Linked DNA regions of Homo sapiens: region 2 is linked to region 1. The links are chromatin contacts, found by POLR2A ChIA-PET in ENCODE. All regions are on one chromosome and are shown on one strand. Each heading gives the region's core, a stretch centred on a gene start or an enhancer-like site at or near the end of the contact. The rest is flanking DNA. Distances are from core to core; before and after follow the strand shown. Region 1 has its middle 26 kb from the start of CCR7. Region 2 has its middle 3.9 kb from the start of KRTAP3-1.

Evidence for each region. ChIA-PET counts read pairs that join two places held with the same protein, here RNA polymerase II (POLR2A).
Region 2: POLR2A ChIA-PET joins it to region 1 with 14 read pairs in BJ. The contact joins two enhancer-like sites. POLR2A ChIA-PET finds 5 or more read pairs at or near these places in 2 of 52 experiments (BJ and activated CD4-positive, alpha-beta T cell).

What each region holds. Positions count from the first base shown.
Region 1 is chr17:40,537,114-40,541,252 of GRCh38, reverse strand. No RefSeq gene overlaps it. Among named protein-coding and RNA genes, the nearest start is that of CCR7, 26 kb to the left of the region's middle. Within about 2 kb of position 2,417, at least 22 of the 41 ENCODE cell types and tissues checked have a DNase peak (open chromatin) inside an H3K27ac peak, as active enhancers do.
Region 2 is chr17:41,010,948-41,015,086 of GRCh38, reverse strand. No RefSeq gene overlaps it. Among named protein-coding and RNA genes, the nearest start is that of KRTAP3-1, 3.9 kb to the right of the region's middle. Within about 2 kb of position 1,731, at least 2 of the 41 ENCODE cell types and tissues checked have a DNase peak (open chromatin) inside an H3K27ac peak, as active enhancers do.

The DNA of each region.
Region 1 (4,139 bases), core at 1,168-3,667:
CGCATGCACACACCCCCACTCAATGGAAACTTTCTCTGTCTCCTTGACAGGAACCCAGCCCTGCCAGGGAGCTTCCTCAGGTAGAAAGTTCAGTGTTTATCTGCGGTTGATCAGAGGCCCGAGTTGAGTTCCTGGAGCCTCCCTGGGTGAGCACCGCCGGCCTGACCTGCCTCCCCTGCCCAGGGACAGTGCCTCTGGCCTGTCTAGGTCTCTGTGGGGTATCTGCTTTCTCCCTGAACTCTTGGCATTGTGCTGGGCACTGAGAAAGGGATTGATAAGACCCTTGACCCTCAAAAGAGCCAGAGAGACCTGGGATGGGAATAATTCCCAAATAAACCAGTGCTTCCCCTCCCTAAACTTTCTCATAACTCAGGGTCCTCCAAGCCTCAAAAACATCTCAGGGCCATGTTCTGCCACATACAAGTGATGAGGTGTCCTCAGAGTAAGTTCTCAATGGTTGGCGACTGTTCTTATTTTTCATCACATCAAAGGGCAGCCACCTTCCTCCGCCAGTGGGGCAACTGAGTGCAGGAGCTCCGCGCCCCAACCACCCACTCAACTTGTGGTCTTGGCGATGTACAAAGTGTCACAGCCGGAAGGGACACGAAGGTCACAGCCAGGAAAGTGTTTTGCTCAGCCTCTCACTCCCAGGCATCCACACTCACTGCTCAGAGTATGACCTGAACCCGCAGCCTCAGCACCACCCAGGAGCTTGTGAAAAACCAGAGCCTCAGGCCCCAGACCTAAGGAATCTGAACCTGCATCTTAACAATGCCCTCAGCTGATTTTTAGCCCAATAGGTTTGAGACTCCCTACTCCCCCACGCTGGGCTCAGCCTGGGCCTAGGCCTCCTAAGAGCTACATTATGCCCAAAGAGCTGGTCAGCCATGCCCAAGAGAGGCTGTGGCCAACCCACCACAGCCACCACTGCCCTGTTCCTCCAGCCACGTGTCAGATGAGGTTGATGTGGTGCTGAGCTTAGGTCCTAGCTGCCCACGTTGAAGAAGAGCAGGGGGCAACAGCTTTGCTCCTCTGTGCACGGAGGACCTCCATGCTCTACTCTGCCCCAGATGCCACCTCTCCTCCACCTTCCAGACCTTGCCTTTCTTGAAGCAAGGGGCGGTGGTGGGCCACACGCTTGGTCTCATCTTATCTGACCTAAGCTTATAAGGCCAACTGGCTCACCTGCGCTCTAGGAGCTGACGGTGGTCACCAAGGTGACCCTGTACTCCAGTTCTGCCTGCCTCCTGTACTTTGGCTTGTGTCCCCTGGGTTAGATTCCCAGCCACAGACTAGAGCCAAAACGTGGGCCTCTATACTCTGCAGCAGTCAGCTCTCCAGCTGAGCCACAGGCGCTTCAGAGAGGAGAGTGGTGCTGCTGAGAAGGCCATGTGTAGAACCTGACAGCCATTAACAGCTATCAACACCCCCAGGGTGTGAATACCATTGATTCCTTTATTGCTATTAACATTTTAGTGTGAATTAGCTGCTGGCTGTTTGTCAATTGGCTGGCAGAGAGTGGCTGGGGCATCCATACTGTTAAGTTTTGATAGGAGATACTGGTCCTCCAGAGGGGAAAAGCCCAGTCCAGCTATTTCCACCTCTCCCATGCTACCCTACGTAGCCACACTTGCTTGTCTCAGCCTCACCTGGGCCCTAAAGCAAGGGGTGCCAGAGCAGACTCTCCCCAGAGGTGGTGAGTGCTGTAATCGCTCCCATCGCTATGCTAGGGTTCTGCACCTGGGGCTCAGATCACTACATTCCTTTTAACAATAGTGGTGCCTCAGATAAATCTCATCAGCTATTGGGTACAGCCAGCGTGGGAAGCTTGGAGATCACCTATTTCCTGTTGTTCTCCAGTCTTCTGGCCTGGGATTCTGAGGGGTTCTATGATGAAGGAGGCCACCTCTAAGTACGTACAGCTCTCTCAACTCAGATCTCTGCCCTCAAGGCAGCCATCATATTCCCCAGATAGAAGGAAGGAAGGAGAGAAGGAGGGAAGGAGGGAAGGAAGGAAGGAAGGAGGGAAGGAAGGAAGGAAGGAAGGAAGGAGGGAAGGAAGGAAGGAAGGAAGGAAGGAAGGAAGGAAGGAAGGAAGGAAGGAAGGAAGGGAGGGAGGAAACTGATATTTAAGGGCTCCCAATATGTGTTGGTCACTATGTTAACTCTAACCATTAGCTCATCCAGTTCTCATAACACTGTGAGTTGGTGTTATTATTCCCATTTTACAATCAAGGAAACTGAGGCTGGAAGAGGTTAATAACGTGCACAAGGTTACCTAGTTAATAAGTGGCAGAGCCAGGATTAGAACCAAGATCTGTCTGATTCTCCCACTACCTTCCAGGTCTAGAGAAGTGAGGCCATGAGTCATGTGCTCTCATTCCAAGGCTGGCCGAAGGAAGTGGGCAGCTCAGACACGTCCCTCCTGATGGACTTTGGGAAAAAACTGGCAAAATGAGCTGTATCCTGTAGACTCTTCCTCTCTGTCTCTCCTCATAGGGAAGATTAACCAAAGGAAAGGGGACGGCAAGCCAGCCTGTGTCGCAGCGGCTGGTGACCTGGATTCCTGCCCCTCTTCTGGACCGAGTGGCTGTGCCAGTGTGGGCATGGGGCCCAAGGCTGCCGGCCTCCCAGGCATTCACATTCCACTCCCAGGAGCCCACAGCCTCTAGTGCTGCAGAGCTCCTGCCAGCCTGATTGGAGCAGCTTATGACATGACAGTGGCCAGAATGACACAGACCTCAGTCCCATAACCGTCCCTCCAGGTGAGCATGAGGGCAGGGGATGGAGCCAGCTAGGCCTGAGAAGGCGGTAGTGCTTCCAGCCACCACTGACCTTCTTCCCCCAAACATTTCAGGCACAAGATGAAAAGGGACAGGCAGCCACAGCCACCCTCCAGGCTGAACCACCAGTGGCACCGATTCACTGATCCTCTCCCCCTGCCCCCACCCACTCCAAGTGAAAAACTATTTGTTAAACACAACTATAAATAAGCCAGAGCAGCTATTCCATTTACCATGAGCGGTGGGTGCTGCTATTCCACGTCACGTTGAGGAAACCAAGGCCCAGAACGGTTTACCAATGTGCCCAGGACCCACAGTCAGAAGCTGAGAGGCAAGCCCAGGCTTGTGGCTCTCCCTCAACTCTGGCCTGATACTTCCCTTTAAAGGTGAACCTGATTTGATTCTTTTTTTTTTTTTTTGAGATGGAATTTCGTTCTTATTGACCAGGCTAGAGTGCAGTGGCGCAATCTCGGCTCACTGCAACCTCCGCCTCCCGATTCTCCTGCCTCAGCCTCCCAAGTAACTGGAATTAACAGGCATATGCCACCATGCCTAGCTAAATTTTTGTATTTAATAAAGACAGAGTTTCACCACATTGGTCAGGCTGGTCTCGAACTCCTGACGTCAGGTGATCCGCCTGCCTGAGCCTCCAAAAGTGCTGGGATTACAGGCGTAGCCCCCACACCCGACTTCTTTCCTCCACCTTTGCGTGGGCTCTCCCTTCTCCCTGAAATAACCTCCCAGCCATCTTCACCTGTCAGATCTTATGCCTTCTTCATGAACCATCACAAATGTCACTTCCTCCTAGTAATTTTTTTTTTTTTGAGATGCAGTCTCACTCTTGTCACCCAGGCTGGAGTGCAGTGGCACGATCTTAGCTCACTGCCACCTCCGCCTCCCATTCAAGCGATTCTCCTGCCTCAGCCTCCTGAGTAGCTGGGATTACAGGCACCTGCCACCACGTCCGGCTAATTCTTGTACTTTTAGTACAGACAGGGTTTCACCATGTTGGCCAGGCTGGTCTCGAACTCCTGGCCTCAGGTGATCCGCCCGCCTCAGCCTCCCAAAGAGCTGGGATTACAGGTGTGAGCCACCAGGCCCCGCCCCCAGTAATATTTTAACATGAATCCTCCTTTCTTTGGTTCCCCATAGGTCTGTGCCTCTTTTGTGGTACTTCCCAGGGTTTATAGTTCTCTAAGTAATATCTCATTCCCCCAATCTATGATAAGCTCCTGAGTGTAGAAGCCGTCTTGTCTCCTGGTGCCCGTCACGGTGCAGGGTACACGGTAGGTGCCCAGCAGACCTGGGGGGGAATCACCTTGCCAAAGCATCTCTCTGGAGGTGGGTCTTGCACTC
Region 2 (4,139 bases), core at 482-2,981, 470 kb before region 1:
CAATTGTTCTCTAGACACAGCGCACTATTCATGGCTTCCTAACAACCATTTGTTCTTTTCCACTTCTATGCATTTACTGCTGCTGTTCCCTATAGCTGGAATGCCTTCCTACTCCTCTGCCTTGCATTCAAGCCCTGTGTACCCTGCGAATCCCAGTAAATTCTCAGATATTTAAGAGTACACCATGTCCTGCTTGTCCTTGAATGCCTTAAATCTCCTAGCACAGTACAAAGCAAACAGCAGGTGCTCAACAGAGATAGGTTGAAATAAACCAAGTTATATATTTTCTCTTGAAAAATGCAATAATCAATAATAGAGAAATTATAAACTAATGTATAGTGACTAAGAATGCAGACTCTGGGGTCAGGTGGCCTTGGTTCAGATTTTAATTCCATCACTTACCAGCTATTGACTTTGAGCAACTTACTTAACCACTCTATGCCTCAGTTTCCTTCAGCTATGAAAGAGAGGATAGCTTTAATACCAACCTCATAGGGCTGTGGTAAGAATTAAATGACATGATACGTGTAGTGCACTTTTAAAAAAATCTGTCACACAGAAAATTCTGTATGAGAATTTGCCCTTACCATATAGCCAACTATATGTTTAGTAAAATAAGCTAAAAACTCAAAGTATATTTTAAAGCCATAGTGTCAGCTAATATTTAAATACATAACAATTAAGTCTCTTCAAAAAATTTCAAGTACTGCAGGAGCTCTTTGGAAAATCAGTGGTCATTCAATTCAATACAGTAGTCAGATTTATCTAATCAATGGAGAAAAAAGTCTCTGATTCAAAATAAATTTATAAAGTACAACTATTGTTAGAAAATAATTCCAAGGATGAAAATTCCAAAGCTTACTCTAGAATAATTGTAAGTTTAAATATCTCAATACTTCACATAGTAGGCAGCTGAAAATTTTATTTTACCAGTGCCTGGCATATAGTAGGTACTCAAATTTTATGGAGTGTCTATTTTCCTAAACATATTAATTTTAGTTAACACATATTTTTATATATTAGTTAATCATAAAGAATTATCTGTTACTATCTGTATACTCCACAGCCTACAATAATACATAAGAATTAAACTGAAAGCCTAGGGTTCCCAGGAAAAATAGGTAACACTTCCAGCCAGCTGGCTAAGCAATCACTTGCAAGAATGTTGCATGTGCCACGGGACTGAAAGCTATGAGATCAGCCCTGCATGTTGCCAGATGACAATTATAGAGACTATCAGATGTCCTCAAGTGGAAAACACCACTACTTCCATTTAAAAGAAATTCAATTTGGGGGTAATTTTCAGTGCAAGCTAATAAGGTGATGAGATATATCAGGCTTGACTATAACCACAAACTGGAAAAAAAAAAAATCTGATGCAACTGGAAAACACTCCCAAAGTTCACCATTTAACCCAAGCCCAGAATCCTTTGCATGAATTTTCAGCATATAGCAAAGTAAACAAAGAATAAATTGATGTCAATGGCAGCCTTGATACCAGCCATTCTTTCTTTCAATCTATACTATAAAGGAATGCACTGGCAGTTTCAAAGATCATGCAATTCAGGAAATGAAGACCAAATGTTTTTATTTACTAGACATTTTTATTAGGATGACAAACTTTAAAGGTTTCTATATCCTGCTTTTGTGAAGGGATGAAGAATTCCAACAGGCTTTAGGAAAATTGAGTGGCCCTAAGGTGTGAAGCTTCCTAACATCCCTGCTGACTCAGGAGGTGACACTGTGGAAGGTGTTTCCCAACAGCCACCCACAAATTCACTGAGTTGTTGGGAGATGGATATTCGTAAGGCACAAAGTGGCTCACAGCAAAACATGACTAACGCACATAAAAGTGACTATCTCGTTCTCAGTCCAGGCACATCATTGTAAGCAAAATTTTTCCTGTATGTTGGAGCCTCCCAAATCTGCACGTCCAGCTCTGCTCCCTCTCACGGCTTCAGGATGCTTTGTCTGTAGGTCCCAAACTAAACTCATCTCCAATCCCTTTCCTATCACCCCAGACAGCAGCTGTTTCTACGAGTAAATCTGACACCTAGACATGATCCTTGGCTCCACACATCCTCTCAATCAGCATGACCTATCATCTCCACTTTCAAAAGGGCTTCCAAACTCTACCACTTCTTAACAGTTCATCAAAAACTAGCATCAACTGTCTATCCTCACACTTTCTAGTCGTGCCAGTTTCCACTTTGCTCTGCTGTAGTTCATTTTCCTTTGAACATAAGGAAAATGTTATCACTCCCTTCTTTAAGTCATCCAGTGGATTTCAACACCCTTAGAGTAAAATCTAAACTGTGTAGAACAACTAAAAAATTCTACATGGCCTGCCACCTGCCACCTTCTGTAACCTTATTTCCTATTATACTCCTTCAAAATCCTACACGGCCTGCCACCTGCCACCTTCTGTAACCTTATTTCCTATTATACTCCTTCAAAATCCTACACGGCCTGCCACCTGCCACCTGCCACCTTCTGTAACCTTATTTCCTATTATACTCCTTCAAAATCCTACACGGCCTGCCACCTGCCACCTTCTGTAACCTCATTTCCTATTACGCTCCTTGTCTTCACTATAGTCCAGCCACTCTGACCACTCTAACTAAGGTAATACACTCCCTGGCACTTCTCTGGAGTTCTTATTTATTCATTTGTTAGTTTTCTTATTGTCTGTCTCTCCCACTTGACAACAAGGACCTTATCTGACCTGTTTATTGCTCTATGCTTAGCACCTAGCATAGTCTTAGACATTTTGTTGAGGGCATTAATAAATTTAAAAAATACATGAGCATAATCTACAATTATATAAAATTTAATTCCACAAAAATATCGATTTTGTGCAAACTATTGCTATTAGGTGAGCCATCGTTCACTAGTAGTGTGACTTTAGAATCATTACTTAATATCCTTATTCTTGGTTTCATCATCTGGGAAATGGGTACAGTAATAGTGTACCCAATAGTGATCTTAAAGGGTTGTAAGATGTAAGGAAGAAGATGCACAATAATACTTAGCACCATGCCTGACACATGGTATACATCCAATCCATGAAAAGTGTTAGCAGAGGATTAGTGTTCCCATTACCTTAAAAACAAAAATATTAATTTTATTGTGGAAACTGCTGTACCACCCAGATGGTGGTCCCTAAAAACTGAATGATGTGATAAGAAATCTCTGGTAACTCCCACTTCTCTATTCCCACAAAACTATGATATCTTCTAAGACACTCCTCACTCCCCTAGAACACCCAAATAGTTTCCTAATTATTGTCCTTGTCTTCAAGTTTCCTCCTTTCTACAGCATAGTCTTTTGATTAAGAAAATAGCTCTAAACTCAACTCCCCTTGTGGTCCCAAGACCTTCAATGACCTGGCCTCATCCTTCCTACCAATCTTACACTCAACTAATCTTGAGGGTCTTCTGCACTGTAGTCAGACAATACCCCTAAAGCAAGAGGGAATCTGGCACAGTGATTAAGACCATGGAGTCTGAAGCCATACTGCTTGGCTTCAAATGCCAGCTACTCACCCACTAGCTACTTAGCCTCTCTATGCTGCAGGTTCCTCGTCTGTCAAAGGGCAAGGATAATATCATTGCATACATCATCATAAGGTTGTTGTAAGAACTGTATGAAATAATGCATGCAAAGCACTCAGCACATTACCTAATACTTAGTAAGTGGCAATGATAACCATGATGAGCCTTCCCTCAAAAACTACAGTATCCTTCCAAAATCTAGTCATGTCACATGCCTGTTCAGCAACCTTTACATAATGCCTATTGCCTACAAGATAAAGTTCAAAATCCTAAGTGTAGGATACTAAGCACAGTACAAATTCTTCATACTGTGGCACTAACCCACCTTTCCGTCTTCATTCCAACAGATTCAGAACCTATGCTTCAACCAGGCAACACTTTTTGTCATACCATGGGGGCCCTGTGGCATTTTGTTTCAATGGCTGAAATCTCCTTCCTATTTATTTCTATCTGCTCAGCTCCTTTTCACCCTTCAAGATCCAAACAGATGTTCTCTTTTTGTGAAGGGCTTCCTAAGTTTTCTAGGAGAAGTCTGTGGCTTCTACCTCTAAATTCTCATATCATAACCTGGAAAATCTAAATGTA